2 separate regions of the Homo sapiens genome follow, and region 1 is linked to region 2. A link is an interaction called in ENCODE POLR2A ChIA-PET data of the cell type or tissue named here. Cell type or tissue: MCF 10A. All regions are shown on one strand. Links, peaks and the distances in the headings refer to the core of each region. The heading gives the core; the rest is flanking DNA.

What was found. Peaks named below come from ENCODE experiments on the same cell type or tissue, not always from the same donor. Only the 100,000 strongest peaks of a DNase experiment are listed, where the experiment ranks them.
Region 1: POLR2A ChIA-PET joins it to region 2 with 5 read pairs; 1 of 35 experiments calls an interaction of 5 or more read pairs at or near these places.

The regions. Positions count from the first base shown.
Region 1 is chr2:144,407,463-144,422,813 of GRCh38, forward strand. The region is part of intron 4 of ZEB2 (zinc finger E-box binding homeobox 2); the gene reads right to left. Among named protein-coding and RNA genes, the nearest start is that of QTMAN, 83 kb to the left of the region's middle. In MCF 10A, for the core only: no CTCF peak of the experiment used is centred there; a DNase peak (open chromatin) is centred at 7,209.
Region 2 is chr2:144,093,927-144,109,277 of GRCh38, forward strand. The region is part of intron 6 of QTMAN (queuosine-tRNA mannosyltransferase); the gene reads right to left. Among named protein-coding and RNA genes, the nearest start is that of QTMAN-AS1, 160 kb to the left of the region's middle. In MCF 10A, for the core only: no CTCF peak of the experiment used is centred there; a DNase peak (open chromatin) is centred at 8,635.

The DNA of each region.
Region 1 (15,351 bases), core at 4,663-9,662, 310 kb after region 2:
ACTTGCATCACTGAGCCCCTATGGAGTATGTAGAAACTGTCAACTTGCATAAAGTATTTGCTCATTGTTTTGGATCATCAAAATAACATCAGATCTATCAAAAAATCACCTTTTACTTTTGATGGGAAGAAAGGATAAAAGGGGCAAAATGGCAGAGCCATGATGAATGTCTTTTGAGTAACTTCACTGATTTTATCAGTGACTGACTTCTTTTTCAGTACTATGACAGCACAAAGTAACGTAATAGCTCCTTTCTGAATTCGTATCTACTTGAGGGTTGTCAATGGTTTATGTTAAGGGTTAAGACATGGTTTAAGTTTTTTGAGAATATTGTCCTACTTGATGACCTTAGTGTAACCTAGTAAACATAGATGGATGTACATTTAATATCCTAATTTTATCTTGATATTTCAGCAACTATTTGAATGATCTGGCTATCTTTGCATGAATTTTCATTTGCATATGAATGTTTCCATCAGAAATGTAATCATATGCAAATTCAATTGGATTTGCATTAATAGCCTTTTGGCTTAAAAGGGAGGAAAATTCTGATTTTTCTGGATAGGCAAACAAAACTGCATCTAGATACACTACTGTTGTTTGGAGAGGTAATTCAATTGCTAGATCAAATTTGGCTATGCTAGATTTCTATGTCAAGTGTGATGGGGACAAAATACATCAAATCATGCGCTCTCTTTAAGGATTCATCTTTGATCATCTTTGTATCCTGGGCATTGAATATATTGCCTAGAAATTAGTAGGCTCTCAAGAATCATTTATGGGATGAATGTGGAATAAATTATGTCCTTAACACTAATCTTGGTGTAGAGGTCTTTTGGTAAAAGGAAGCATAAAATAAGATACCTGCAGCTGAGCTAGGAACTTAGACCTAATACTCAGGCAACTGTAGAATAATTATTTGATAAACTGTGTAGTAGTGGTCATAAATACTTGAAAGAGTTTGATAGGGCTCAGATAAGTATTCAAAAAGGGTTTCATGAAGATGTCACTCAATCATTTAAATCCATTTGCTCCATCTGGATATTTCTTCATGCTGTATAGATATTCTGTTGTTTATATATCTCACATACCTAGGGTCACTTAAGTGGGCTAGAGTTAAACCTCCCAGAAACTAGGTATCACCAGCATGAATCTAATGTAGTTTTTCCATGAGGTGCAATAGGTGCTAGTAATATACAGTTTTTCTGCCCAGTACTTCAACATTCACCTTGTCCTAGGAATGCTTCTCCATTTCCTGATTGCCAAGGCTTATGGTACCCAAGGAGCTGCTGTGTTACCATGTGATCCTGCTCCCCTAGCCACAATTGATCTCTGTTGCTCAGGTGAGCCAATCTCAGTCCTCTCTTCTCCAGGCCAACTTGTTGATTGGTCCAGGGTAGCCAATAGATCCAATTAAATTCAATAAATCCCTTCCCTATGATTTTAGGACTTTGTTCCAGAAAAAGCATCAAGGCAGTTTTTTTTTTCTGCCAAGTGACTGTAGCTATAAAATGTGGAATGAAGGAATTGTTATTTTCCATCTAGAAAAAGAAGATTTATGAAGAGAGAATAAAGCAGACATACAGAGAAAAGCAGACAAGATTGCATGTTCTGACAGTTCATTTCTAGCTCTTCTCGTTCCTGAGGCCGAGGTGCACCTTGCAGTGGTTCGGTTGACCACCTTCCTTAAATTCCGTGAGCCAAGAAACTTCCTTTTCTGCTTGAAGGTATGTTGTGTTTCAGTCTCTTAAAACTAAAATCACCCTAACAGTTACAATACTAGGACAAATGATGGGATTCAATTTTGGTTACTCTCAGAATTGTTGGGAAGAATGAAGTTTTGATTGTATCTGAAAGTTTGTATGTTTGTTTTTAGAAAGATTATGCAATAATGTGTACTGGACACAGGAATGAGGTACAAAAGTAGCTGAAAGGTTGTAGAATTCTTCACTGCATTTTTCTAGTGTAAAATCAACCTCATTTTCCTTCTTTCTGTAATCCTCTTCACTCCCTGGTCTCTTTGGAAGAACTGCCAAAACACACTGACAAAGGATATTTGCATGGTATTTATGATCAAACCATAACAAAAATTCACAAGAAGGCTCAAGTAATTTCTTCCCATACCTTCTCCAGAGATTTTGCATTTAGTCCTAAAATTTACCCTAATGTCTTGCAAATATCTCTCAATCTTCTCTAAGGTTAGATAACCTTTTCTCTATCCAAAAAAAGAATATCTAGCTTGGGCAACAAATCTCGTCTCTATAGAAAGTAAAAGAATTAGCCTGGCATGGTGGTGCGTGCCTGTGGTCCCTGCTACTGGGGAGGCAGAGGTAGCAGAAACGCTTGAGCTTGGGAGGTTGAGGCTGCAGAGAGCTGTGATCGCACCACTGCATTCCAGCCTGAGTGACAAAGTGAGACCCCTGTCTCAAAAAAACCAAAAAAAAGTTGTTGTTTTTTTTTTTTTTTTGAGACAGAGTCTTGCTCTGTCGCCCAGGCTAAAGTGCAGTAGTGCAATCTCGGCTCACTGCCAGCTCCGTCTCCCAGGTTCACACTATTCTCCTGCCTCGGCCTCCTGTGTAGCTGGGACTACAGGTGCCTGCCACCACGCCCGGCTAATTTTTCGTATTTTTAGTAGAGACAGGGTTTCACCGTTAGCCAGGATGGTCTCGATCTCCTGACCTCGTGATCCACCCACCTCGGCCTCCCAAAGTGCTGGGATTACAGGCGTGAGCCACCGCGCCCAGCCATAAAAAAGAATGTTAATTAAAAATGTTTCCTCATGACCATGTGTATTTTAATACTGTTAGATTGTTAGGGTGAATTTTCAGGTCCCTTTTTGTCAGGAAAGCCTCAGTTCTCTTGGCAATATGTTGGCCACTCTTACTAATGTTGCTTATTAATGACACTTTTATAGATATCTTTATGGCTGCGTTAGATAGATAATTGATTTTTCAGACAGATAATAATAAATATCAACATAGACTGGCCTTAAAAATTATTGCCTAAAATTCAAGCGATGTTAACAGAACTCTAAATAAAAGAGAAATATTGGTCCCCAAATTAGTCAGCCCCCATAATCAAGTTGCTTTAGAATACTTTCTCAAAGATACTTAAAAGTGGGCTTTGCTTAGTGTTTACAGGTAATGAAATATAGACCAGATACTTATTCTTTATCATTTTCTGTTTCCCTTTGGCATTCATTTTCTTTATTTGTAGCAAGCCTGTGTTCACAGTGGAAGACAGGTACTCTATTATCACTGGTTTAGTGTCCTGCATGCTTTTAATTTTCATAAAAAATGGAAGAAAATTGAATATTATGTTAAGCCATTTAAGTAAACATCAAAATGAATAAATAATTCTTTTTAAAAAGAAAATATCTTGGAAGGTACAGAGGAGTTGCAGCAAGTATATGTAAAAAACTGAGTAGAATCATCCATCCATCCCCTTGTTTAATAACTGTTTATTGAGTGCCTACTAGTGCCAGTGTTCTTGGAAATGAGGACATGAGTGGTAAATTTTTTTCCTACTTCTGTGATTCACCCGTTTGGAGATATATACACATAATGGTTGTGATTCTGCAATATACAGACATGTCTATATATATATATATATATATATATATATATATATATATATATGTATAATAGGGCATCTCATATATACACACACACACACACACACACACACGCTTCCCCAGTGTAATGTAATGTATATAACATAAATTATGTATTTATCATATAATCTGGCTTTTGCTTACTTCACTATGAAAGGCAAAGGGACCTGAAGAAGCAATTACAAATCTAGGTAACTGTATTTATCATCTTTTTGAAAAACAGCCTTTTTGTTAACATCTCAGATGATAAGAAAACACGAAAATTATTTTGAATGTAGTCATTTGTATTGAGTTTTTTAGTTTAAGGAAGCACATATTCAGCATTTGTTGAGGTCTATAGATTCTCATGGCTACTTTGTTTAAAGTTGACTAATTAATAAATGTAAGCTTTTCATCATTAAAAGTGCATGTATGCGTTTTTGCAGAAGGTTTCCAAAAGACATATTGGCACTAGTTACCTAAAAACAACCGTGAGGGAAGAGGATGATCTTTTTCTCATTACACAGCTACATGGGCGGCCTCGCAGAGCCTCCAGCTGGTACAGAGGCATGGATAAAGCCAGGTCGTCAAGAGCAACAGAAAAGTTTTCTGCTCTTCCTGGGAATTAGTACAGCATCTTGGCCGCTCTCTCCACCCCTGCTCTGAACATGGCTTTCTCCAGGGAACACATGTTCAGATGCCAATGAGAGTTTCTCATGTAAGAGAGCTTCAGGAGAGCGAGGTGAAGAGTGGACAAGGAATGGGAATCTGTAGTAGTCTGCAGTATCAAATATCTCCCTAAACAGCAGGAGATCTTACATTAGGGGATTTTGAATATCAAGATGTAGAGACTGCTAACACTCAACGATTTTGATTGCTGTGTATTGGCACAGAATGATAGAGTCCATTACTTTTTTAAAAATTCCCAAGATAGGCCGGGCACGGTGGCTTACGCCTGTAATCCCAGCACTTTGGGAGGCCGAGGTGGGCGGATCACCTGAGGTCAGGAGTTCAAGACCAGCCTGACCAACATGGAGAAACACCATCTCTACTAAAAATACAAAATTAGCCGGGTGTGGTGGCACATGCCTATAATCCCAGCTACTAGGGAGGCTGAGGCAGGAGAATCACTTGAACCTGGGAGGCGGAGGTTGCGGTGAGCCGAGATCGTGCCACTGCACTCCAGCCTGGGCAACAAGAGTGAAACTCCATCTCACACACACAAAGAAAAATTCCCAATATAGACAATATGCACTTGTCTTTCACATTACTGTGTAACCTAAAAATTTGGAATTGGCATATTACCAAAAAGATAGACTAGTTTATTATAATTTAGAGGAGTTGATGAAGTAAGGTGATTTTGCCCAGCAATTCAATGCTCTTTTCTTATGCTTTATGTAGAGACACGTGAAACCTAAGAATGCTCAGGACAGTCAGTGATTTTCAAAAGTCAGTGGCATCCGTATCATCTGGGAGCTTGCTTGAAATGCAAATTATTGGGGCCCATCCAAACCTATGGAACCAGCAATCTGTGTTTTAACAAGTCTTTCACGAAATTCTGACCCTTGTCCAATTTAAGAACTCTACAAATTCAATCCTCTGCCTCGCATGGCTAAATGAGACATTCATAACATGATTTTGGAGAGAAGCACAATTGGTCCCATATTATTATTATTAGGTAGCTTTCCTGACTATCTCAGCCTGAGTTCACATAGACTTCCTTCTTCACTTACTGAATGTCATCTGTGTGTCTCAATCATTGAATTGATCACATCCCATCGTAATCTTTCTCTTACGTGTCTGTGAGCTGATAAAAGAATGAACCATATGTTATTCAGCTTTGTGTCACCAGCACCTAGCATAGTGCCTGGGTCACAGTTATTATGCAATAATTGAATGATTAGGCAAGGTTCAGGGTCCTTGGACTCCTCATTTTGGCTCAGTTATTTCATGTTTTTGAATTTCAATTTCCTCATCTGTAAAATGAGCCAGGGTGTGCTTTCTGGGGTGTCCTCAAAGTTCCAGAATTCCATAATTTCAATTAATTAATTACTTTAATCAGTTTGCTTTTTCTTTACTGGCTAGGCCTAGAGAATTTTATCTGTATTCTTTTCAATTAAAAACTCAAAACAACACAGCTTTCTGATGGGGAAAACAAACATGCAGATTAAGAGAAAATATTTTGGAAGTGCCTGGAAACCCCAGACAACATCACAAGCAAAACAGCGCTTATTAAATATTTGTTGAATGAATGAAGGAGGCACTCAAGAAGCTTGAAATATCAGTTATTTCTTGTGGGAACACTTGCTGTGAAGTGAAGATAGCTGCTCCTAATCGCAAACAAAGCTAATAAAACAACAGCATTCATTAGCCAGGAAGTGAACAGGCTCTTCTTGGCGTTCACTGATTATAGTCTGAAAATCATCCCCCGTCTCACCTGCCAAGCACTACTTCTATTTTTCTCTCCTCCAAACCTATCTCTTTCTCCACCTTATTTTTAAAAACTCAATGTATGAAGTTAACTAAGAAATTAAAAAATAATGACTTCCCTGACAGATGTCTGACTGGCAGACAAAACTCTTCCAACCTATAAAAATGTGATAGATACAACCAAGAAGAATATGACATACTTTGTAATAGTATGATTCCCTCCTTGTTAAGTATTTAGGTACTAACTGAATTATCTGATAAACTGATTTTGTACAATTGATTAACATTATATATCCACTCAACTCTTGCAGAGAAATACGTTATAATCAAACTTGTATCGCTTCTGTTACTGATATAAGAAAGCTAACTAATTTAAAAGTTTTAATTTAAGCTCCATGTTAAGAGGAACAGGAGAAATTGAGAGTTATTAAACCAAGAGGATAGTGAAAGTAAAAAAAGTTCTTCTTTCCCCCACTTTCCCCTATGCTAACGATGCGATGCACAGAATTGATGGTTAAAGAGACTTAATTGCTGGCTAGGCTGCCAACCTTATACTAATATTATCAGTTTAGGGGAGTTACACCTGGCACCACTGTATTTCTTGCTGAGGCAAGATTTTCAGTCTAGATCTGGATCTTTACTTGGGGTTCAATTGCTCTGGAGACACCCAAAGAAGGATCCTGTAAACTTAGACCTAACTGGCATTTCTGTTCAATACTTGAAGCAGTGCCTCTCTGATTCCACCACTTCCCATCCTAGCTTGTACTCTGCTATTCTTCTCATGTATTTTGTGAGACATGAACAGGACTGGCTATATGGTTGGTGGGGCCCAGTGTAAAATGAAAATGTTGGGCCCCTCATTCAAAAATTGTCAAGAGCTTCAAGACAGCAACTGCAGAGCCAACCAAGCAGCCCTTCTCAGTGCTGGGCCCTGTGCGACTGTGCAGGTCCCAGACCCAGGAAGCTGGCCCTGTGTATGTTATCGTGAGGCAGGGCCCCCGAGAGCCTCCCATCCCATGACGGCTAGTGCGGTCCAGTAATTTTTTTGTTCATGCTTCCAGTAAAATTTCATTAGAAGAAAGGGCAGGGTGGGGTGGAGTTCAAAATTTCTAGCCTGATTTCCTCATTTAACAGATGTTACAACTAAGGTACAGTGAGGTTAGTGATTCATACAAAGTTGCACAAGTAATTTCTGGAAGAGCTGTATGTAGGATTTATGTATCCTGACTCTTCACCCACTGCTCTTTCTACTGCACCATAATGACTCAACATGAGAGAAAGAGGCAAGAAAAGAGAGAACCTCATCTTTTTAGTTTTTCATCATGCCTGACTTGGTACCATTTGAACAGGCCCTACATACTGAAACGATCACAATGACATTATAAGCAATTCTAAATAGCAACATTATTACACCATACAATGAATATGGGGGGAAGTCAGTTAAAATGCCCACTTCAGAGTGTATGTGTGTGTGTGTGTGTGTTTGTATATGTGTGTGTAGAAAATTTTTACTTTTTTTCTTTTTTTTTTTTAAATGTCCCCATTCCTCTGAATCCTAGACACTTGTTTTATTCTTACATTTTTTTTTTTAACTGGGTAATCCAGAGCTGGGTCTAGTGGGGCAAAGAGAACACATAAAAGTTTTTCAAATTCTCTGTTCAAGATGCTTATTTAAAATTTCCATTTAATATTTAAGGATTGTATTTCCTAATTTGACTGTTTCTAATTTGTAATCAAGTTTCTAAAGGCGCTCAATAAAGAATAACTTTCCATAGCACCTTGCAAAGGTGAATTTTTATTAGGTATTATTTTAACATCTGTTAAAATAGCAGGTATTAGTTATTAGTTAGCAGATATTAGATATTTTGTGGTTATAGTAAACAAGAAATGCCTCAAGCTTAACTTTGGACTAGAAACCAAAAAAGAACTTTATTCCCGGTTCATTTTGCTTTCCCATTTCACATATTACTCGTTATTTTCCTCCCATGCTTAATTATATCCTCCTACATGTGTTCCACTTCTTCAGACTAAATGAAACTGTGTCATCCCCTGATAATAACCCATCCCTTACAGACCTTTTCCACAGGGCCATTCCTGCTTTCATTTGTTATGACTCACAGAACAAAGAGGAAGGGTCAACAAACTCCTTAATTCACGCTACTGCTTCCAATCAATGTTCCTGTTTCGTCAACTCACTCATCATTTATTTCTTTGTTTATTTATTCATTAATTCAACAAATACCCTGGTTATGAACCATTAACACTGTATAAACCACTGCATCCTCTGAGAGGGATTATGGAGAAGAGCAGACCTAACCTCTACCCTCAAATTGTTTCCACTCTGTAGCTGTAATGGTTTGAAGTCGAAGTCGAAAGTCATCCATTTTCACCGTCATGTTTTAGGACATTGCCTGTATACTGCAAGCAAAATGACGCCTGTCCCATGATTACATTTCCCACAGGATGCCATTGCATTCTGGGAAACTTCATCACTTAATAGATAGTCCATGCAGAACCTGGCTTCACAGTGCTTAGGCTTTCTCTAATCCAGCAACATGGATGGCCACACTTGCTCCTGGGCTAACCCTGGGACAAGAACCAGAACCGCGAACTTTCGCTCTCTGATTTCTACTTTCTCCCCTTGCCTATCATCCAGTTTCTCATTCCCTTGAAACGTGTACTTCAATGTGACAATCAGGCCCTGAAAAGTTTCCTAGTCCCTTTTACCCATTCTGATTTTATTTACCTCAGTTCACCTTGGAACTTGAAATCATCACTTCCATCTCTGTCCCTTACACTTGTATCATTCTTACCCTGCTGAACTACGATCCAGTCCAATTTCTGGAGTATCAAACGTATCTTAAAAAAATCTTAAATAATAGTATAGTCTTGTTGCAGACTATGTTTTCAAAATGGGATATTCCTTCCTAATAATTGAATCTCCACGCATTGTCCACAGCAATTATTCTACATGTCCATGTCTCAAGATTCCAACTGTATTCCTATTCCCTTACTGCTGACTGATAGTCTCTTTTTCCTATTGACTTCAAAGAGTGCAACCCATACAGTGTGTATTCCTTGGATCATCTTAAATTGACTACATTCTCTCCTATCATCATTCTGTCTTCTTCTTCTGATCTTACTGCTAAAAAATAAACATTATTGTGGCTATCATCTAAAATTATTCTCTTACAACTCGTTTGATAACCCACTCCATCTTTCACCCAGTCTCCTTTTACATTTCAGCCTTTCTCTCTTTCTCTCTTGTGCACAGAGGCATACCCAGCAAGTCTTTGTCTTGAAGAAAGTCTTCCCTGAAATTTGCAATTTCTTTAAGGCACCTCTCTTGTCCTATCTCCAATATTTGACCCTATACTGTCAGAAACCCTCTACAATACTGAACACTTTGCATTTGAACTTACATAGCTTGCTGTATTTCAAATAAAACGTCTTAATCCAGATGATATTATAATCAATAATAATGGCTAGAAATGATAGCGCATTTATTATGCGCTAACGTTGCACTAAATATTTTACATGCATTTCGTATTCGTCTACCACTGTTTTATTCACCCGGATGAATGTAGGTCCTTAATGACAGTGACTCTTCTTTTCTCACTGTATCTTTTGTGATGACTAACAAAATGCCTTGCACTTAGTAGGGTCCCAATAAGTGACCATTGAGTTGAATAACTAATGAGGCTATAATTATTTATTTGTAAATTTTCTCTTCTTGTCATTATGATTTTTTTTTATCAACACCCCTAAAATTTTATGTTGCTTAGTGGAAGGAACTCACCCTTCTATTTCCTTAAAGTTTCCTCAAGCCTCAGTTCAAATTCTACATACAACAAACACTCTGAATGTATGTATTTTAGTGGTTGTTAACAATGGGCAAATGCTTCGTTTTTGTTTATTGGTTGTTATCCAGGGTAAGAAGAAAAAAATATATATGATTTTTCTCCACTTCCATGAGAACAGCTTTTTAGATTCCACATATGAGTGAGGTCAAGTGATATTTATGTTTCTGTGCTTGGCTTATTTCACTCAGCATAATGTCCTCCAGGTTTATCCATGTTGCTGCAAATGACATGATTTCATTATTTTTTATGGCTAAATAGTATTCCATTGGGTATATATACCATTCATTATCCATTCATCTGTTGATGGACATTTAGGCTGATTCCAGAAGATGAGGAGAGTAGGGGGAAGGGTGAACAATGAGAGATTTCTCAATGGGTACAAAACTACAGTTAGATAGGAGAAATAGTTATGTTGGTCTATTATGTGACTGGAGCTCACAAAAATGTAGTGCATATTTCAGAATAGCTAGAACGGGGGTTCTCGAATGTCCTTATCACAAAGAAATGATAAATGTTTAAGGAGATGGATATGCTAATCACCTTGATTTGATCATTAATTTATACATGTATCAAAACATCATGTTGCACCTCACGAATATTAATATGTAAAATTGTTATGTGTCAATAATAAATTTTTAAAAAGAATACGATTCCTGATGTGAGTCAGTTGTCAAAGAAAGGAAAAGTCTGACAGCTTTCATCATTATTATACGTAATCATTATAAATACTACTAAATCCTCCTCCTACACAGTTAAAGAAGGGATGCTACATAAAAATGAAATCAGATATAAAACGAAACTAGTTCTTAACCTTCATATTTTAGCCTCAAATGCCAGAGTACTGAAAATAATGTGTCCTACAACTTGTCTGTGTAGTTTTCCAGAATGTCAAAAGAACTTAAATGTCAAAGCCTCTCAAAATTGGTTAGTTCTTTCATTACAAATTTGTTAAAATTGTATTTTTGTTTCCTAGAGAAAAAGTTAAGGAGGAACCAGTATGAATGGAGAAAACCGTTTACGATGTATTCATTTCTTAATGAACAAAAATAGTTTGAAGTTGGCCAGGCCTGGTGGCTCATGCCTGTAATCCCAGCACTTTGGGAGGCTGAGGCGGGGGGACACCTGAGGTCAGGAGTTCAAGATCAGCCTGGCCAACATGACAAAACCCCATCTCTACTAAAAGTACAAAAATTAGCCGGGCGTGGTGGCGCATGCCTGTAATCCCAGCTACTCAGGAGGCTGAGGCAGGAGAATTGCTTGAACCCAGGAGGCGGAGGTTGCAGTGAGCCGAAATTGCACCATTGCACTCCAGCCCGGGCAAAAAGAGCGAGACTCCATCTCAAAAAAAAACAAACAAACAAAAAAAAAAAAAAACTGGCAAAACAAAACAGGGTGAGCATCTAGTCTATGTTAGTTGTTGTACTGGGTGCTTTAAAAATGGCATGCCATGAGAATGACACAATGGACTTTGGGGAAATGGTGGGAGGGTGATGAGGGAAAAAAAACTACACATTGGGCACGGTGTACACTGCTTGGGTGATGGGTGCGCCAAAACCTCAGAAATCACTACTAAAGAGCTTATTCATGTAACCAAACATCACCTGTTCCCCAAAACCTATTGAAATAAAAAAAGAAAGAAAATAAAAATAAAGTTAAAAAATAAATAAATAAAAATGTCATGCCATTTAATCCCTACAGCGAGGCCTTGTACATAAGGAATCATGATTTCCACTTTACCGATGTAGAAATGAAGGCTTATCAATTACACACTCAAGTTAATGTAACTAGTAATTGGTAGAGATAAAATTCAAGTGTAGGTAATTGGTCTCTAGAATCTGGAGCCTCCCAAAACAATTGCCTCTCATATGTGAAATAATTTATGTATTATTCTTAGAATACTGGAAACAAGTTTGACTATAGTTAGAGTCTATAAAGTTAGTTCTTAGACAAGAAATTTATTGTGTTGTGTAAGATTAAGAACTGATGCCTAAATTGGCCTTGCCCAGTTTCTGGATGTAAGGTACCTCTTCCCCCTCTTAGCAAAGGAAGCGCAGATGCAGGTGGTTATTAATAGCCCTTTATAACTAGAGGTACTAGATTGTCTGAGTAAATATAACTTTCACACATTCAAAGAGTAAAACATCAGGGCCCTATTTGGATATTGATATGCACGTGGAACTGCATTAATGCTAATGATCACCATGCACCTAAGATAGCTCCTTGTTACTACTAGCACGTAGGCAAACTCATGTGTATAATGCTTCCAAGTTTTTCCATTTCTCTACTCTTCTTAGAAAATGGTTCATTCACACACTTAAAAATTTTACCTAATAATTTCATTTTGAATTTAAATCCTATTAATATCTGAAAGTTGTAAGGCTCTTTGTTAGAAGATATTCTTTATCTTACGTGTGAAAGCATTACAATTTTGTTCCTTTTTTAAAAAAAAATAAAAACTGGTGAACTTATGCAATGTGGAAAGTTATTAATATAAATCCAGGTTTGCACTGTTTTATGTGTTATAGATCAATTTTGCCATTCAGTTAATCTAACTTTGTTGTTAAAAAAAAAATGTAGTGATACTCTAGGCTATTCTTCTTTGCCTTTAACAAGGCAAAATCCTTCAGGGACTTAGATCCTAGTTTCACTCTCTGAAGATACTTAGTCTCCTCCACAGAGAATGTTTTCCCCTACTGTGGCTTCCTTTATCAGAATCCATTTCTTCTCCACCAAATATTCATTCATTGATTCATTCATTCATTTCACCAGTTGTAATATCTGCCATGTGTGCTCCCTGCTATAACTGGGCTTGTTGAGGCAAATGGAATAGTCCTTTCCTTAGGGCAAACATTTTTTTAGTCACTTACTAATATCGACATATACATTCTGATTATTACTATTTTTGAGATAGGGTCTTGCTCTGTCACCCAGGCTGGAGTGCAGTGGATTATGGCTCACTGTAGCCTCCAACTCCTGGACTGAAGCCATCCTCCAGCCTCGACCTCCTGAGTAGCTGAGATTATGGGCCAGACCACCACAACTGGCTTCATTATTTATTTAATTACCTCAGTAATTATTTATTTAATTACTGGCTAGAGAACAAGGTCAGCCAATGAGGTAGATACCAGGATGATCCACCCTCATTTTTCAGCTGAAGAAACCTCTTGTCTTCATGAAATTGACTACATGAAATAAGGGCAAACAATATAAGGAGGAACGATGAAACATGCTGAAGTTAGCCACATACACCTTAGGGTTGTGGGATTTCAGAACCCCACAAGGGTTCTGAAGAGATTGCTGTCGTTTGGGGTGTTCAGAGATGACCACATTAAGGAAATGGGATGTGACCTGGACTTGAAGAACAGAAGGATGGGGAGAATTTGGATGACTGGAAGAAAGGAGCTGGGGGATTAGGGTCTGAAGGGATAGCATGGGCAGAGATTCAGAGGTTGGTATAAATGTGGTTCTTTTTTGTTGTCACCAAGGGATTTGGTCTGACAAGAATGGAGCGCCATTGGTATACAATGGATGGCACTTATTATCGGACTGAAGAACGTCCTGTAGGTGCTAAGGGGCAATTCAGGATTCTAAGAAGGGAATTTGGACATTGAGGAAACTGTTATAGGAAAGATGTGGGCTGACTAAATAGAGGAGGACATGAGGGACAGAGAACAGTCAAATATAACTAAGGCTTTCAAGTTTGGATGACTGGAATAATGGAGAGATGAAAATGTCTGGTTGGTTACTTCAGGCCAGGGCTCAAAAATATGTTAACCTGAAAATACAAAAGGGAAGTCCAAGTGCTGTTTGTCTCCCATTCACTCGCTCATTTCTTCAGACACACTTTGTGATGGAGACCATTCCAGGATCCATGGCGATAAAGCAGCCCAAACCCCACAGGCTCATTGGAGGGAGACATTCTAGTGTGGAATGGCTAGAGAAGAAATTCAGCCAATAGCAGGAGCTTGATGAGCAAGACTTGGGAGCAGAGGAAGATAGTCTTTTAGATGCAATTTCAACCAGAAAAGATGTATTATTTCTAAAACCACATGTATTTAGCATCCAAAGAGATGTCAGGGAGAAGAAGTGGTAAACTTGTAGCTAGGAAGAAAGAATATGTACTTATTCTCTCAAAGGGCAGAGTTGTAAGCTGAAGATCACTAGTAAATTTCTAATTAACTAAGTCCAGTGTATTTGCTCAGCTTTCTTTCAAGGGTAGTTATTTGAAGCTTTTAACTGAGTTCTCACCTTTACGAAATTCTCTTTCTTTGCTTCTGAATGTTTAATTTTTTTCTCTTGTGTCATAATCTTTTTTTTTTTTTTTCAAAAGAAAATCTTTGTTGATTTTCCTCCCCACCCACCAGGAGCCCTGGCCTCAGCTTTCTACTTGCTTCAACAAATACACTCAGTTGTAAATCTCATAGTCCTGTGTGATCTTGAACATGATCTGAGTATATTTGCATAACTCTCAAATCTCTATCTCCAGCCCTGACTTCTTGGGTTTCAATTCCTCATTTCCAAAGGACATTCCTATATTCCCATATCTATATATCTTTTATATGAAAATACTTGTGTCTAAAGGCTGGTTCAAGATCTTCTCAAAATTAGATCCTTCTTCTGTAAATCTAGAAATAGCAAGTACTGCTATATGCTAAACATGCAGATCTGTAATTTTGAAGCCATTTTGCCTCCATCATTCAGAGAATCAATTGTTTGTTAAGAAGTCATGTTGCTAATTTCATCACTGTCTCCACCTTAGGACAAGATTTTTATCACTTCACACCTGGATAACTACAGTGACTTCCAGTTGGTCTCTCAGAGTCTGGTTTTCACCCACAGAAATCATGGTAGCATAACATGACCCAGACTCTTCTGTCTGGTGCTTTATATTCTCCACCATCTGGCTTTAACTTAAATGTCCAGCTTTATTTCCCAGAAATTGCCTCCTAGGACTCTCTGATTCAGCCAAAACCCTTTACTCACTATCCTCTGAATAGATGTCACACTTTCCCTTCTTGGCTCACAGACTCCTCTTCAATTAGAAAGCCCTTCCTCACTCCTCCATGACTATTGAAAATGTATTTAGTTCGAATTCTACCTCCTTCACAAAACCTGATGTGAATGCCCATTCCATAGACTCTCTCTCACTTCTGTAATTCAAATAATTATAGGCCAGGCGCAGTGGCACATGCCTGTAATCCCGGCACTTCGGGAGGCCGAGGTGGGAGGATCACCTGAGGTCATGAGTTCGAGACCAGCCTGGCCAACATGGTGAAACCCCGTCTCTACTAGAAATACAAAAATTAGCCGGGCATGGTGGTGCATGCCTGAAATCCCAGCTACTAGGGAGGCTGAGGCAGGAGAATCGCTTGAACCTGGGAGGGAGAGGTTGCAGTGAGCCGAGATTGCACCACTGCACTCCAGCCTGGGTGACAAAGTGACACTCTTGTCTCAAACAAAACAAAA
Region 2 (15,351 bases), core at 6,625-11,624:
TAATTATCTTATTTGAGAAGGCATGACCAATCTCCAAACAAGGTTTAAAGGATGTTTCCCATTTCAAGTGTAGAGCCATAATCTCTCAAAATATCCTAAAATGTTAGTAAGAAATGGTGATGATCTACGTTGTAATTCATATCTCAATGAGTTAAGAAACATCGGGACTGTACAATGGTAACTTTTGATCAATTATACAATAAACTGCGCATTAAATGTCAAGATGTGATTTTGGTTTAGTTTTTCAAAAAACAGATTAAGAAAATATTAGAGAAGTGAGAAGAGCTTTGCAAGTAAGGAAATACTTTTTGATCAATAATCAAACAATTAAACATTACAAATTCAGTTAACTAATTTGGAATTTCAGATAATGTAGCCTGATAATAGGTTGAAATTTATCTTCTCGGTATTTACATTAAAATGGGAAAATACTAAGCAAATATATTTGTCATTCATTCACTCACTGGTATTAGTCCGTTCTCATACTGCTACGAAGAAATATCCAAGACTGAGTAATTTCTTTTAAGAAGAGGTTTAATTGACTCACAGTTCCACTTAACCGGGGAGGCCTCAGGAAACTTATAATCATGGCAGAAGGCACTTCTTCACAGCACAGCAGGAGGGAGAATAAGTGCAAGCAGGGGAAATACCAGACACATATATAACCATCAGATCTCATGAAACTCACTCATTATCACAAGAACAGCATGAGTGAAACCACCCCCGTGATTCAATGATCTTCACCTGGTCCTGCCCTTGACATGTGAAGATTATGGAGATTACAGTTCAAGGTGAGATTTGGGTGGGGACACACAGCCAAACCATATCATTCACCATATTAACCCAAAGTATATATCGAAACAAATGAACAGCAAACAGAATGTCAATGAATTATTCATAATTTTAAGAGTCAAAGTTGCCCCTTGGCAAGATGAACTGGGTGCATGAGACATAGTGGGGCAGTCTCGTTCTCATAATATTTTGGTGGAAATTTTTTACCCTTGAGGACAGGATCACATCTTATTCACTTTGTAAACCTAGCACCTAGTATGACACAGCACAACAGTCATCCAATGATGCTGTGCATGTGGCTTTCCCCACTCTCCCACAACACTACCTTCCATACTCCCAAAAGTTAAACTCCTTTTTAAAAGCCCCAGCCCCTTTACTTCAGATGCTTGTCATTCTCCCCTATCCTTCCCTATCTAGCTTTCCCATGTCCTACTCAGGGTGAATTATTTTCACCTTCTCCTATATTTCCAATGAAACTTGTTTGTTTCTCTACACTTGTCTTGCCCAGTCTCACTTTTATATGTCCATTACATTAGAAATTCTTAAAACAGAATTTTATTTAGTATTGCATTTTTTATAATACCATGAACATTCTTGGCACATAGTAGGGACTCTGTAAGTATGCACTGAATTGTCTAACTGAATTCAACACATACTTATTTGCACACCTATATTCTCACACACAGCACACTCTAAGTCATTCTAATGAGCTACTTTAGGAGGTTGGTCTCAATAATAATAAACAATAATAAAGTTAAACCATATTTATTGAGTGCCTAGCACCTGCCACACAATCTGTTAGATGCATCATGACATCATTTTAATCCTTGTCATAACTCCTATCTCTTGAAAATGAGGAAATCAAGACTCAGAAAAATTAGGTATAATACCCAGAGGGAAAACGCTGGTATGCTTTTGAGCATAGATTCAAATCTAGGTATTCCTGGTTAAAAAGATCTTAAATCTGATTCCTTATATATTTTCCTTTTAATTTCTTTCCCTCCCACTTCCGCCAGCATTGCAATTATGAAATCAATCTATTGCTCGGTTTTATGGTTTTTCTAATTTAATCTATTTTCAAGATTCTAGGCTACCTATAATGCTTTATTAATATTAAAGATAGTCTAAGGATTTTGCCTACTCTGATATTTTTAAACCAATCTCCAACCAAATAACTTGTGTTACATACACAAGTTTCAGAATGTGGTAGAAGTACTTGGAATAAAATGTCACTCTCCCTTGAAGCAGTCTGAAATACATAAAAATCTTATACAAGCAAAACCAGAACCTCAAAAGCTCAATCTACACAAGAACAAGATACTCTCTAAAACAAACTCTCTCAGCCCTTTCTTTGTGACAAACTCCATTATTATAGATGTTTGTAAAATTTCCCATTCTTGAAGAATATTTCTTTGCTTTAAATAACAGATCTTTTGAACAGAGGAGTCATAACTAATGGATTATAATATTTCTACCTTTAAAATTTGAATTTCTTATGAGTAAAACAAACCACAAATGAAAGTACTTGTACTAAGCACACTGAATCCTTTTTCTTCTATTAGCATATTGGTCTACAATCATATCTAGATCAATAGTGAAGATATCCACTTAAAAGAGAGCCACGCTTTCTTTTGTCAGAAATTCATTACTTTTTATTAGGGTCATTGCTTGAAAACTTCAAAACACCATATGGACCTAATTGTGGTTTATTTTGGCAAAAAGGAAGACACTGTAGAACAATTGAGGCATTACATTCTACAATTCCATTACTTTCATCCCTCTCAGTTTTATTACTGTGTCATTAAAGGCAACTTGAGTGAGTGAAGAATTATAGTGTCATGTGTACAGGCTAGTAGATTAATAACAAAACACACTCAAGTTTAAAGGTATCTAACAGCTGTTTTCATTATTTTGTGTAAATACGCTTGAAGCATATCTATCTGATTAGTGGAGAGAGTGCTCTTCTCTGTCACATGCCATGGGCACTGCTATGTGCAAGCAATCAAAGTGCTCAGAAAATGAGTTTACATTGTTCACTGCTGAAATACACAAATGTCAGAGAGTGACTGCGCATCAAAGCTTAGTCAAATCATCTGCTGTAAACAAACAGATTCCAATGCACATTTCAGTTTAAAACATTCCACAGCAGTGCACTGACTGAGTTGGACTTATTGTCAGCCAAAATGAAGTGATGTGCAGAGAATAGTAAGTTTCTTTAGAGAGAATAAACGAATTCAAAATCAGTTTTGTTCATACAGATACATAATCATCTATATAATTTCCAATACAGCCAACATCTAAAGTTGTATTATTTTATCCTAGGAATATGAATTACCTTTTACATGCTTTTAAGTGTGAATTGATAAGGAAATATGCCACTTGTTCTTATTTTAGCCCTATACACACATACAATCCACACATTACTTGAGATTTCTAATGCAATGATTCCTAATTCTATGCTCACAGGATTTTCCTTTCTCTGTTCACAGTATTATGTTCTATCTGCTAACACATTTACTTCGAATTCCAATACTCAAATTACTTACTACTTAAAGCATTTCAAAAATATTTATTCCCATTCATCCACCCTTGTTCTTCTACAGATTCTCTTCACTTGACCTCTGGTATTCTTTAACCATAGAAATACTTGACTCCTACTCCATGAGGAGTTGACAGGTTCAGCTACTGCAGTTACTGACCACTCAGTGGGGGTTTTCACTTCATCACCCTCTTTCTGCTTAACTGTCTCTGTGGTTTCTTGTCCCCAGTGTGTCTGTTTGAGTTTGAAGTTCCAACTCACGCACTTGTTTTCAAACCTATTCGGAATTCCTCCCATCACTGAGGGCTGGAGGGTGGGAAGGGGAGGGAACGATCTTGATGTCATACACATGTGCAACCACTGCAATAATATAGGTGCTGAATACTCTCAATAGGGTGATGAGTGCAACTTCCTTCTGGTTTTAAAAATACTCTCCCCACTGCCCCCAGCTTTAAGTCCTCTGTCAAGAAACTCTGATTTTGACATATCTGGCTTCCTCAGCAATGCTTTTAAACCACTTTATGCTTGCTCCTCCAGTCACAGAAACACTTGTTTCAAATTTGTCTGTCTACCTCTTCCAAGTTCCTCATCTTTTCCTTCAATTTCATCCACTTGGTCTTTGGGGATGTTTACACTGAAGCTTATATTTCAAGACTCTCTAGTTTTCTCTCAAGCATCTCTAAGTCCTCCATGCGGTCTGAAGGCTTGCCTTGTCATCTGTATACTCTGTCTCTCTGCACTTCAGTTTCCTTCCTCTCTGACAAGAAGCTGCAGCACTCACAAGGCTGAGGCTCTAGTAGCACTAATGTGAGCCAGACCTGGCTGCGGAGGTGCTATGTAAGCTTCTCCACACTGAATTGACAATGAGTTTCTACACTGACCTTCAAGTTCCAAGTTTATTCTGAGGCATTCTGTAAGCAAGGCTCACAACCAATACGTCAAAATTTTCAGTTAAGGGTCCAAGCTAGGTTTTCAAAAGTTTAGACAGTAATTACATAAGCCACACCCAATACTTCCATGTCACCTTTCGAAGAGATAAACCTCATTTGTTAATGTGCTAACATAGCTCAACAATGTGAGTAAAGTACATAGAAGGACGCTGATTCTATCCAGGTTCAATCTAACCATACATTTGCCAACTGTTTTTTAAAGTTCCTTTAACAGTAAGGAGTCAAGGCCGGGTGCAGTGGCTCATGCCTGTAATCCTAGCATTTTGGGAGGCCGAGGCGGGCAGATTGTCTAAGCTCAGAAATTCGAGACCAGCCTGGGCAACACGGTGAAACCCCATCTCTACTAAAATACAAAAAATTAGCCAGATGTGGCGGCATGCACCTGTAGTCCCAGCTACTCGGGAGGCTGAGGCAGGAGAATCGCTTGAACCTGGGAGGCGGACGTTGCAGTGAGCCGAGATCGCACCACTGCACTCCAGCCTGGGCAACAGAGCAAGACTCTGTCTCAAAAAAAAAAAAAAGTAAGGAGTCAAAATGTAACTCTGACTTTCTCACTTTAGAGAAATTATTCCCTAAGGTAAACGGCACTTAACATAAACAAGATAGATGATGAGGAGAAATTACAACCTATTTCTCTTAGAAAAAAAAAAAAAAACTGACTTAAGCTGAGTGCTAAGCCAAGCTTAGTGATGGTGCTACAGCTCCGCACTGATTTCCCTTTCCAGTGTTTTACACATTGCTTGCTCCCTAATAATATTTACTGAAAATCAAGAAAGGAGTGATGTTGATGCTGTAGAGTGTTAAAAAGGCATCAAAGACAGAATCTCCATATATAAGCACCTAACAATCAAATGGCTGAATATACATAAGTCAACTGACAATAGGCATGCATATACATGACATATGCATCTGCATTTATAATTCTATATTTAATTTAAAAGCTTCCCCTATACATCTGTCTGGGACAGCAGTAAAGTAAGCAATGGAGACATAAAACAAAGACAGTATCTCACCACAATGTATCATATAAAATAAATGACTCAGTAGTCTAATACAAGTGATATTATTCACAACACTTTTTGAAGAGTATGGTACTTTTCAAAAACCAGTAAGTACTGTTTTTCTTAAAGATGCAAATGTAGTAAATAGAAGACAGAATGTTATTCTAGATCTAAGTAGGAAGAGAGTTGGAAAACAACAGGGATAAAAGATGCAAAGTCTTATAATCAAAAAGGAGAGTCATGTACTCTCTGTCCAGAGTAACGAAAGGACTAGGGTATGAGGGAAAAACAAGTATTCAAGCAAGGAAATGTGGGTTGTTTTTTCCACTACTGATAACGCACTGGACACCTGAATAAACTTGGCAGACTGCATTTCAAGCCGTAATTGTGTACGTCTCCTTCTTTCCACATTGTATGCTTCATTAAATCTTCCATGTATCCTGTACCTTGATCTTCCTCAAGCCCTTTCCACATCAAAACTCACCAAAATGGTCTAGCTCCTTATTTCCAGTTGGAATTTCCTCTCTGGTTGGGGTACACTTCTGTGACCACATCTTTTAAGCTGCATCTTATGATTCTTCAATAAAAATAGACTCAATTCCCTTCAAGGAAACTGGTACCAGAAACATTTCTGCCTCACAGAATCTATCACCTACAGGTAGGAATGTTCTGCTCTCTTAAGAGCTTTGTAAACTAGAACATGGTATACAAGTGTAAGCCGTGACTCAGCTGCTGTTATTAGTCACTTTACCCTTCAGAGTTGCTTATATCTAAAATAGTCTGTCTCACTCTTAACGTCGTGTGTAGAGAGCAAGTGGAATGCGAGTTTAACATATTTTATGCAGCACCTGGTACACCACATGCAAAAAGGCTTGTTGCTGATGACGCTAATGCTCCCTGAAATTAAAGTCTATCTTCTCATGATCACATAATAACTGGCAATCACCTTGAAATGGGAGTGTATTAAGCTCTATAAAACACAGCTAGTACTTCTGGCCCAAGTTCTGCTCTCAGTGAAACTAGAGAGCAGCAGCTCAGTGCTCCCCTCAGAATACACGTGTTTCAAAGCATTTAACCTTTCCATCATTCCCAAGAATATTCACAGTTACACCAGCCAGATTATTCAAATGACTCACCAAGTTTTCTTGCTTGTGTATGCCACTCAAATAAGAAAGATTAAATACAGCCCTGTTCACAGTAAATTAAGTAACACTAGAATAAGCATAGAAAAATGATTTATTCTTGATTCTTGTAAGTCATATACATCACCAAATCACTTTGGCTGTTATTCAACTAATAATTGAATTGAATTGGGGCTAAAATAACCATTGGAACTTAAATTTTCTTCCTTATACAGGAAGTTCCTGAAATTCCTCCTCCTCTAAAATACACATTTTAGAAACAGGATAATATCCAATGTTATCAATATATTCTGAATTTATACTTGGAGACATCCAGTATTAATCTTACTGATTTCTATATGCACATCGTGTTGACTTACTTATACAGGTAGGCTATCAGAGAATTAATTAGACATGAACTTAGAAATTAACTTGCTTAATGTCTCATCTATTCAGGAATTCCTTGAAAAGACTTGGCTACAATATTTCACATACTGATTGCTAATTCACTTTCATTTAGTCTTTCTTTCTTTTTTTTTTTTTTTTTTTTTTTTTTTTGAGATGGAGTCCTGCTCTGTCGCCCAGGCTGGACTGCAGTGGCACAATCTCAGCTCACTGCAAGCTCCGCCTCCCGGGTTGATGCCATTCTCCTGCCTCAGCCTCCCCAGTAGCTGGGACTACAGGCACCTGCCACCACGCTGGCTAATTTTTTGTATTTTTAGTACAGATGGGGTTTCACCATGTTAGCCAGGATGGTCTCGATCTCCTGACCTCGTGATCCGCCCGCCTTGGCCTCCCACAGTGCTGGGATTACAGGCTTGAGCCACCGTGCCCGGCCCATTTAGTCTTCTTTCTGTGAAAGGGTGCAAAGAATATTTGCAACAGGGGAGTTCAAGACATTTTCCAAAGTTTTATTCAGGAGTTGCCAAATCAGGTGAAATGTGACATCTCCCCCACCTCTAAATCCCATGGACCTTTGTACCTTAGCCACCTCTGACACAAGAATCTCTACAACTTGATCAGTAATATCCAACATATTTATTCAAATCATGTCTATCTCTCTCTCACACACACACACACACACACTACTTTACTGTGAAATGTATCTAATTGTTAAAAAGATAGCCTTATAGTGAAATGATATGCTTACCCCACGCTTCTCATGTTCATGTTAGGATTCTTTACTTGGGAACAAGACCACACATTTATACTCACACTGGCACATAACAATCTTTCAAACTCCAAGGTTCTATGATTCTATAATGTGAATACAGCTATTCTGCCTCCCCACAGAATTCTCCAGGTTAAGTACCTCAAGACTCTTCAAGTATGTTTAGAAGTTTTGTTTTACACATATAAATAAATATATATAATATCAATAAATGTTATATATATATTCCCTTTTTGAATGTAAAAATTAACATTATTCTGTCAAATACCATTTTATACATTTCAGCCACTACCTTGGTCTGTCAAAATAAACATTTTGGTTTTGAAATGTCATGCTTATCACTCATTATTCTTTCAATCATCTTTTGTTCTGTGTCATTCAAAATTCTAGGACATTTGCTTCAGGTTTTTGTTTATGGCACCCCACCAGACTGAAAGAAGGAAAGTTTCTTGAGCATCTACCATATGTGAAGCACCTTGATTAGTACCTCACACTTACTGTTTCCCATAATTTAATTCTCACAAAACCCCTTGTGATCACCTAGTTTATAACTGAGGAAATAAACAATACTAAGTGAGACTTAAACAACTGAGTAACTGGCTCAATGGTCTGGTAAATGACAGAGCTTGGTCTTTAAATAAAGTTTCTCTGAATCCAGAGCTATGTTTTTTCCATTACAATATGGGATCTGTCTTTAGGATAAAAGCAATTCCTGAGTACCTATCAGTCCGGGAAAGATGGTTAGCTAATTACAAATCTACCTACCCATCTTCGTTGTAAGGCTATTACGAAGTTGGTTTGTGAAATGCCCTGCTGATGTCATCAAATACTTTCTATAAAGTAAATAGATACAGTGTATATGCATGTTTGAGGCTTACAGGTATACTAGGCATTTTGTGTTTAAAAAAAGTTTTATTTAAGTAACTTTATGGGGTTGTTTTACTTTTGACGTTTTACAGCTGAGGACACTGACGCCCACAGCACTCAAGTGACTGTTCCAGGTCAAATAGCTGGTAAGTGATCCAGCCCCACCCTATCCACTAACCTAGCAGCTCTGTTACAAAGGATGCTGAGGTTGCTTTGACATGTCATGACATGTGCACTGTTGGATATGCTGGCTTCCAGACAGCAGCACATTCATTTTAAGGACTGTACAAATTATCTGCTTAAGAATACACTCTGAAATGTGGTCAGTGATTTTTCTCTTCTTTTCCTTGTCACTGTCATCTGTGCATTTACAAGAAAAGAGCTATATTCATCTTGTACTCTCTAGCACCCAGCACATTGCTTACAGTGTTTCTTTCGAAAAACAAAATTAAGCAGTAGAATCCTTTTGAAAATAAAATTTACCCGAAATACAAATATATAAAACAAATAAAGGCACAGCTTATTTGGCAAAAGAGGTAAGGAAAACCATGAGGGGAGTGCAGCTTCATTATCTCTCCATATCTGTCCCTCCCTCCCACCACTTTTCCCCAAACCCCACCAAACTTTCACTATCACCTGAGAAAATTCTGAGAGTCCTAATGATCCTTTGGAAGAAAATCTGAAAACCAGTCGTTATAGGGGAATATATTGGATGGTGGTGATGATGAAGATGATGACAATAATAACAACTAGCATTTACTGAATGCTTACCATAAGGCTAATATAGAAACCCCTTACTAACACATTTTTGATAGGTTCCCCATTGGACATAACAGGTTTACACAAACTAGTGTATTAGATAACTGGCTGCCATTTTGTTAGTAGATGGAGACGTGGGGAATACAATGCTATGTAAAACTGGAGGCCGGGGGCCACTGGAGCACAAGAGGGAGGATCGCCATGTGAAACTGACTCAAAGGACAGTGAGTATCTGTTCATCTGTTCATGCATTCATGCAACAAATAATTCTGGAGTGCCTTCTAGGTGCCCTGCATAGAGCTTACCTTCTAATAGAACATCTGAGGTGCAGCAAGAGGAAAAGGAGAATGAAATGTATCACAGACCAACTCTATTTACATAACAATTTTTAGAATTCTAGCCACACTGCTACAGTAAAAACTGGTTAGTGAGGGCTACAGTAATTTTTCTAAGTTCCCTTAGTTGTAAGGACATCATTATCAGTAAATGGTATTTATAGCTACCAAAATTAAAATAAAATAAAATAAAACAAAATAAAATAAAACCTTGAAATGCTGATACTCAATTTGTAGAAACAATTTAGAAATGGTAATCTGAAGGAAAATATCAAAAATACAAATTTTGTCACTGTCCAAAAATTCTATTAATATACAGTTAGGTCTTATTAAAACTACATAATAGGGCCAGGCAGGGTGGCTCACACCTGTAATCCCAGCACTTTGGGAGGTGGAGGTGGGTGGATCACTTGAGGTCAGGAGCTCAAGAGCAGCCTGGCCAACATGGCAAAACCCTGTCTCTACTAAAAATTAAAAAATTAGCCAGGTGTGGTGGTGCACACCTGTAATCCCAGTGACTCAGGAGGCTGAGGCACGAGAAATGCTTGAACCTGGGAAGCAGGGGTTGCAGTGAGCCAAGACAGCACCACTGCACTCCAGTCTGGGCAACAGAGCAAGACTCCATCTCAAAAAATAAATAAATAAAGCCGGGGGAGGGGCGGTGGCGGTTCCAAGATGGCCAAATAGGAATAGGTCCAGTCTACAGCTCCCAGCGTGAGCAATGCAGAAGATGGGTGATTTCTGCATTTCCAACTGAGGTACTGGGTTCATCTAACTGGGGCTTGTCGGACAGTGGGGGCAGAACAGTGGGTGCAGCCCACCAAGCATGAGCCGAAGCAGGGCGAGGCATCCCCTCACCTGGGAAGTGCAAGGGGTCAGGGAATTCCCTTTCCTAGCCAAGGGAAGCGGTGATGGATGGCACCTGGAAAATCGGGTCACTCCCACCCTAACGCTGCACTTTTCCAAAGGTCTTAGCAAACGGCACACCAGGAGATTATATCCTGCGCCTGGCTTGGAGGGTCCCACGCTCACGGAGCCTTGCTCATTGCTAGCACAGCAGTCTGAGATCAAACTGTAAGGTGGCAGTGAGGCTGGGGGAGGGGCGCCCACAATTGCTGAGGCTTGACAAGGTAAACAAAGCAGCCAGGAAGCTCGAACTGGGTGGAGCCCAAGGCAGCTCAAGGAGGCCTGCCTGCCTCTGTAGACTCCACCTCTGGGGGCAGGGCATAGCCAAACAAAAGGCAGAAGAAACCTCTGCAGACATAAATGTCCCTGTCTAACAGCTTTGAAGAGAGTAGTGGTTCTCCAACCATGGAGTTTGAGATCTGAGAACGGACAGACTGCCTCCTCAAGTGGGTCCCTGATCCCCGAGTAGCCTAACTGGGAGGCACCCCCCAGTAGGGGCAGACTGACACCTCACATGGCCAGGTAACCCTCTGAGACGAAGCTTCCAGGGGAACGATCAGGCAGCAACCTTTGCTGTTCAGCAATATTCGCTGCTCTGCAGCCTCCACTGCTGATACCAAGGCAAACAGAGTCTGGAGTGGACCTCCAGCAAACTCCAACCGACCTGCAGCTGAGGGTCCTGACTGTTAGAAGGAAAACTAACAAACAGAAAGGACATCCACAGCAAAACACCACCTGTACATTACCATCATCAAAGATCGAAGGTAGATAAAACCACAGAGATGGGAAAAACAGAGCAGAAAAGCTGAAAATTCTAAAAATCAGAGCGCCTCTCCCCCTCCAAAGGAACGCAGCTCCTCGCCAGCAACAGAGCAAAGCTGGACGGAGAATGACTTTGAAGAGCTGAGAGAAGAAGGCTTCAGATGATCAAACTTCTCCGAGCTAAAGGAGGAAGTTCAAACCCATTGCAAAGAAGCTAAAAACTTGAAAAAAGATTAGACGAATGGCTAACTAGAATAACCAGTGTAGAGAAGTCCTTAAATGACCTGATGCAGCTAAAAACCATGGCACGAGAACTACGTGATGAATGCACACGTTTCAGTAGCCGATTCAATCAACTGGAAGAAAGGGTATCAGTGATTGAAGATCAAATGAATGAAATGAAGAGAGAAGAGAAGTTCAGAGAAAAATGAATCAAAAGAAATGAGCAAAGCCTCCAAGAAATATAAGACTATGTGAAAAGACCAAATCGACATCTGATTGGTGTACCTGGAAGTGACAGGGAGAATGGAACCAAGTTGGAAAACACTCTGCAGGATATTATCCAGGAGAACTTCCCCAATCTAGCAAGACAGGGCAACATTCAAATTCAGGAAATATAGAGAATGCCACAAAGATACTCCTCGAGAAGAGTAACTCCAAGACACATAATTGTCAGATTCACCAAAGTTGAAATGAAGGAAAAAATGTTAAGGGCAGCCAGAGAGAAAGGTCAGGTTAACCACAAAGGGAAGCCCATTAGACTAACAGTGAATCTCTTGGCAGAAACTCTACAATCCAGAAGAGAGTGGGGGGCCAATATTCAACATTTTTAAAGAAAATAATTTTCAACCCAGAATTTCATATCCAGCCAAACTAAGCTTCATAAGTGAAGGAGAAATAAAATCCTTTACAGACAAGCAAATGCTGAGAGATTTTGTCACCACCAGGCCTGCCCTAAAAGAGCTCCTGAAGGAAGCACTATACATGGAAAGGAACAACCGGTATCAGCCACTGCAAAAACATGCCAAATTGTAAAGACCATCGATGCTAGGAAGAAACTGCATCAACTAACAAGCAAAATCACCAGCTAACATCATAATGACAGGATCAAATTCACACATAACAATATTAACCTTAAATGTAAATGGGCTAAATGCTCCAATTAAAAGACACAGACTGGCAAATCGGACAAAGAGTCAAGACCCATCAGTGTGCTGCATTCAGGAGACCCATCTCACATGCAGAGACACACATAGGCTCAAAATAAAGGGATGGAGGAAGATCTACCAAGCAAATGGAAAACAAAAAAAGGCAGGGGTTGCAATCCTAGTCTCTGATAAAACAGACTTTAAACCTACAAAGATCAAAAGAGACAAAGAAGGCTATTACATAATGGTAAAGGGATCAATTCAACAAGAAGAGCTAACTATCCTAAACATATATGCACCCAATACAGGAGCACCCAGATTCATAAAGCAAATCCTTACAGACCTACAAAGAGACTTAGACTCCCACACAATAATAATGGAAGACATTAACACCCCACTGTCAACATTAGACAGATCAACGAGACAGAAAGTTAACAAGGATATCCAGCAATTGAACTCAGCTCTGCACCAAGTGGACCTAATAGACATCTACAGAACTCTCCACCCCAAATCAACAGAATATACATTCTTCTCAGCACCATATCACACTTATTCCAAAATTGACCACAGAGTTGGAAGTAAAGCTCTCCTCAGCAAATGTAAAAGAACAGAAATTATAACAAACTGTCTCTCAGACCACAGTGCAATCAAACTAGAAATCAGGATTAAGAAACTCACTCAAAACCTCTCTACTACATGGAAACTGAACAACCTGCTCCTGAATGACTACTGGGTACATAACAAAATGAAGGCAGAAATAAAGATGTTCTTTGAAACCAATGAGAACAAAGACACAACATACCAGAATCTCTGGGACACATTTAAAGCAGTGTGTAAAGGGAAACTTATAGCACTAAATGCCCACAAGAGAAAGCAGGAAAGATCTAAAATTGACACCCTAACATCACAATTAAAATAACGAGAGAAGCAAGAGCAAACACGTTCAAAAGCTGGCAGAAGGCAAGAAATAACTAAGATCAGAGCAGAACTGAAGGAAATAGAGACACAAAAAACCCTTCAAAAAATCAATGAATGCAGGAGATGGTTTTTTGAAAACATCAACAAAATTGATATACTGCTAGCAAGACTAATAAAGAAGAAGAGAGAAGAATCAAATAGACACAATAAAAAATGATAAAGGGGATATCACCACCGATCCCACAGAAATACAAACTACCATCAGAGAATACTACAAACAACTCTATGAAAATAAACTAGAAAATCTAGAAGAAATGGATAAATTCCTGGACACATACACCCCCTCAAGACTAAACCAGAAGAAGTTGAATCTCTGAATAGACCAATAACAGGCTCTGAAATTGAGGCAATAATTCATAGCTTACCAACCCAAAAAAGTCCAGGACCAGATGGATTCACAGCCGAATTCTACCAGAGGTACAAGGAGGAGCTGGTACCATTCCTTCTGAAACTATTCTAAGCAATAGAAAAAGAGGTATTCCTCCCTAACTCATTTTATGAGGCCAGCATCATCCTGATACCAAAGCCTGACAGAGACACAACAAAAAAAGAGAATTTTAGGTCAATATCCCTGATGAACATTGATGCAAAAATCCTCAATAAAATACTGGCAAACCGAATCCAGCAGCACATCAAAAGTCTTATCCCCCATGATCAAGTGGGCTTCATCCCTGGGATGCAAAGCTGGTTCAACATACGCAAATCAATAAACGTAATCCAGCATATAAACAGAACCAAAGACACAAACCACATGATTATCTCAATAGATGCAGAAAAGGCCTTTGACAAAATTCAACAGCCCTTCATGCTAAAAACTCTCGATAAATTAGGTATTGACGGGATGTATATCAAAATCATAAGAGCTATTTATGACAAACCCACAGCCAATATCATACTGAATGGGCAAAAACTGGAAGCATTCCCTTTGAAAACTGGCACAAGATAGGGATACCCTCTCTCACCACTCCTATTCAACATAGTGTTGGAAGTTCTGGCCAGGGCAATCAGGCAGGAGAAAGAAATAAAGGGTATTCAATTAGGAAAAGAGGAAGTCAAATTGTTCCTGTTTGCAGATGACATGATTGTATATTTAGAAAACCCCGGCCAGGCACAGTTGCTCATGCCTGTAATCCCAGCACTTTGGGAGACCAAGGCGGGCAGATCCCGAGGTCAGGAAATGGAGACCACCTTGGCTAACATGGTGAAACCCTGTCTCTACTAAAAATACAAAAAATTAGCCAGAGTGGTGGCAGGTGCCTGTAGTCCCAGCTACTGGAGAGGCTGAGGCAGGAGAATAGCATGAACCTGGGAGGCGGAGCTTGGAGTGAGCCGAGATCTCGCCACTGCCCTCCAGCCTGGGCGACAGAGCAAGACTCTGTCTCAATTAAAAAAAAAAAAAAGAAAACCCCATCATCTCAGCCGAAAATCTCCTTAAGCTGATAAGCAACTTCAGCAAAGTCTCAGGATACAAAATCAATGTGCAAAAATCACAAGCATGCTTATACACCAATAACAGACTAACAGAGAGCCAAATCATGAGTGAACTCCTATTCACAATTGCTTCAAAGAGAATAAAATACCTAGGAATCCAACTTACAAGGGATGTGAAGGACCTCTTCAAGAAAAACTACAAACCACTACTCAAAGAAATAAAAGAGGACAAAAACTAATGGAAGAACATTCCATGCTCATGGATAGGAAGAATCAACATCATGAAAATGGTCGTACTGCCCAAGGTAATTTATAGATTCAATGCCATCCCCATCAAGCTACCAATGACTTTCTTCACAGAATTGGAAAAAACTACTTTAAAGTTCGTATGGAACCAAAAGACAATCCTATGCCAAAAGAACAAATCTGGAGGCATCATGCTACCTGACTTCAAACTATACTACAAGGCTACAGTAACCAAAACAGCATGGTACTGGTACCAAAACAGAGAAATAGACCAATGTAATAGAACAGAGCCCTCAGAAATAATACCACACATCTACAACCATCTGATCTTTGACAAACCTGACA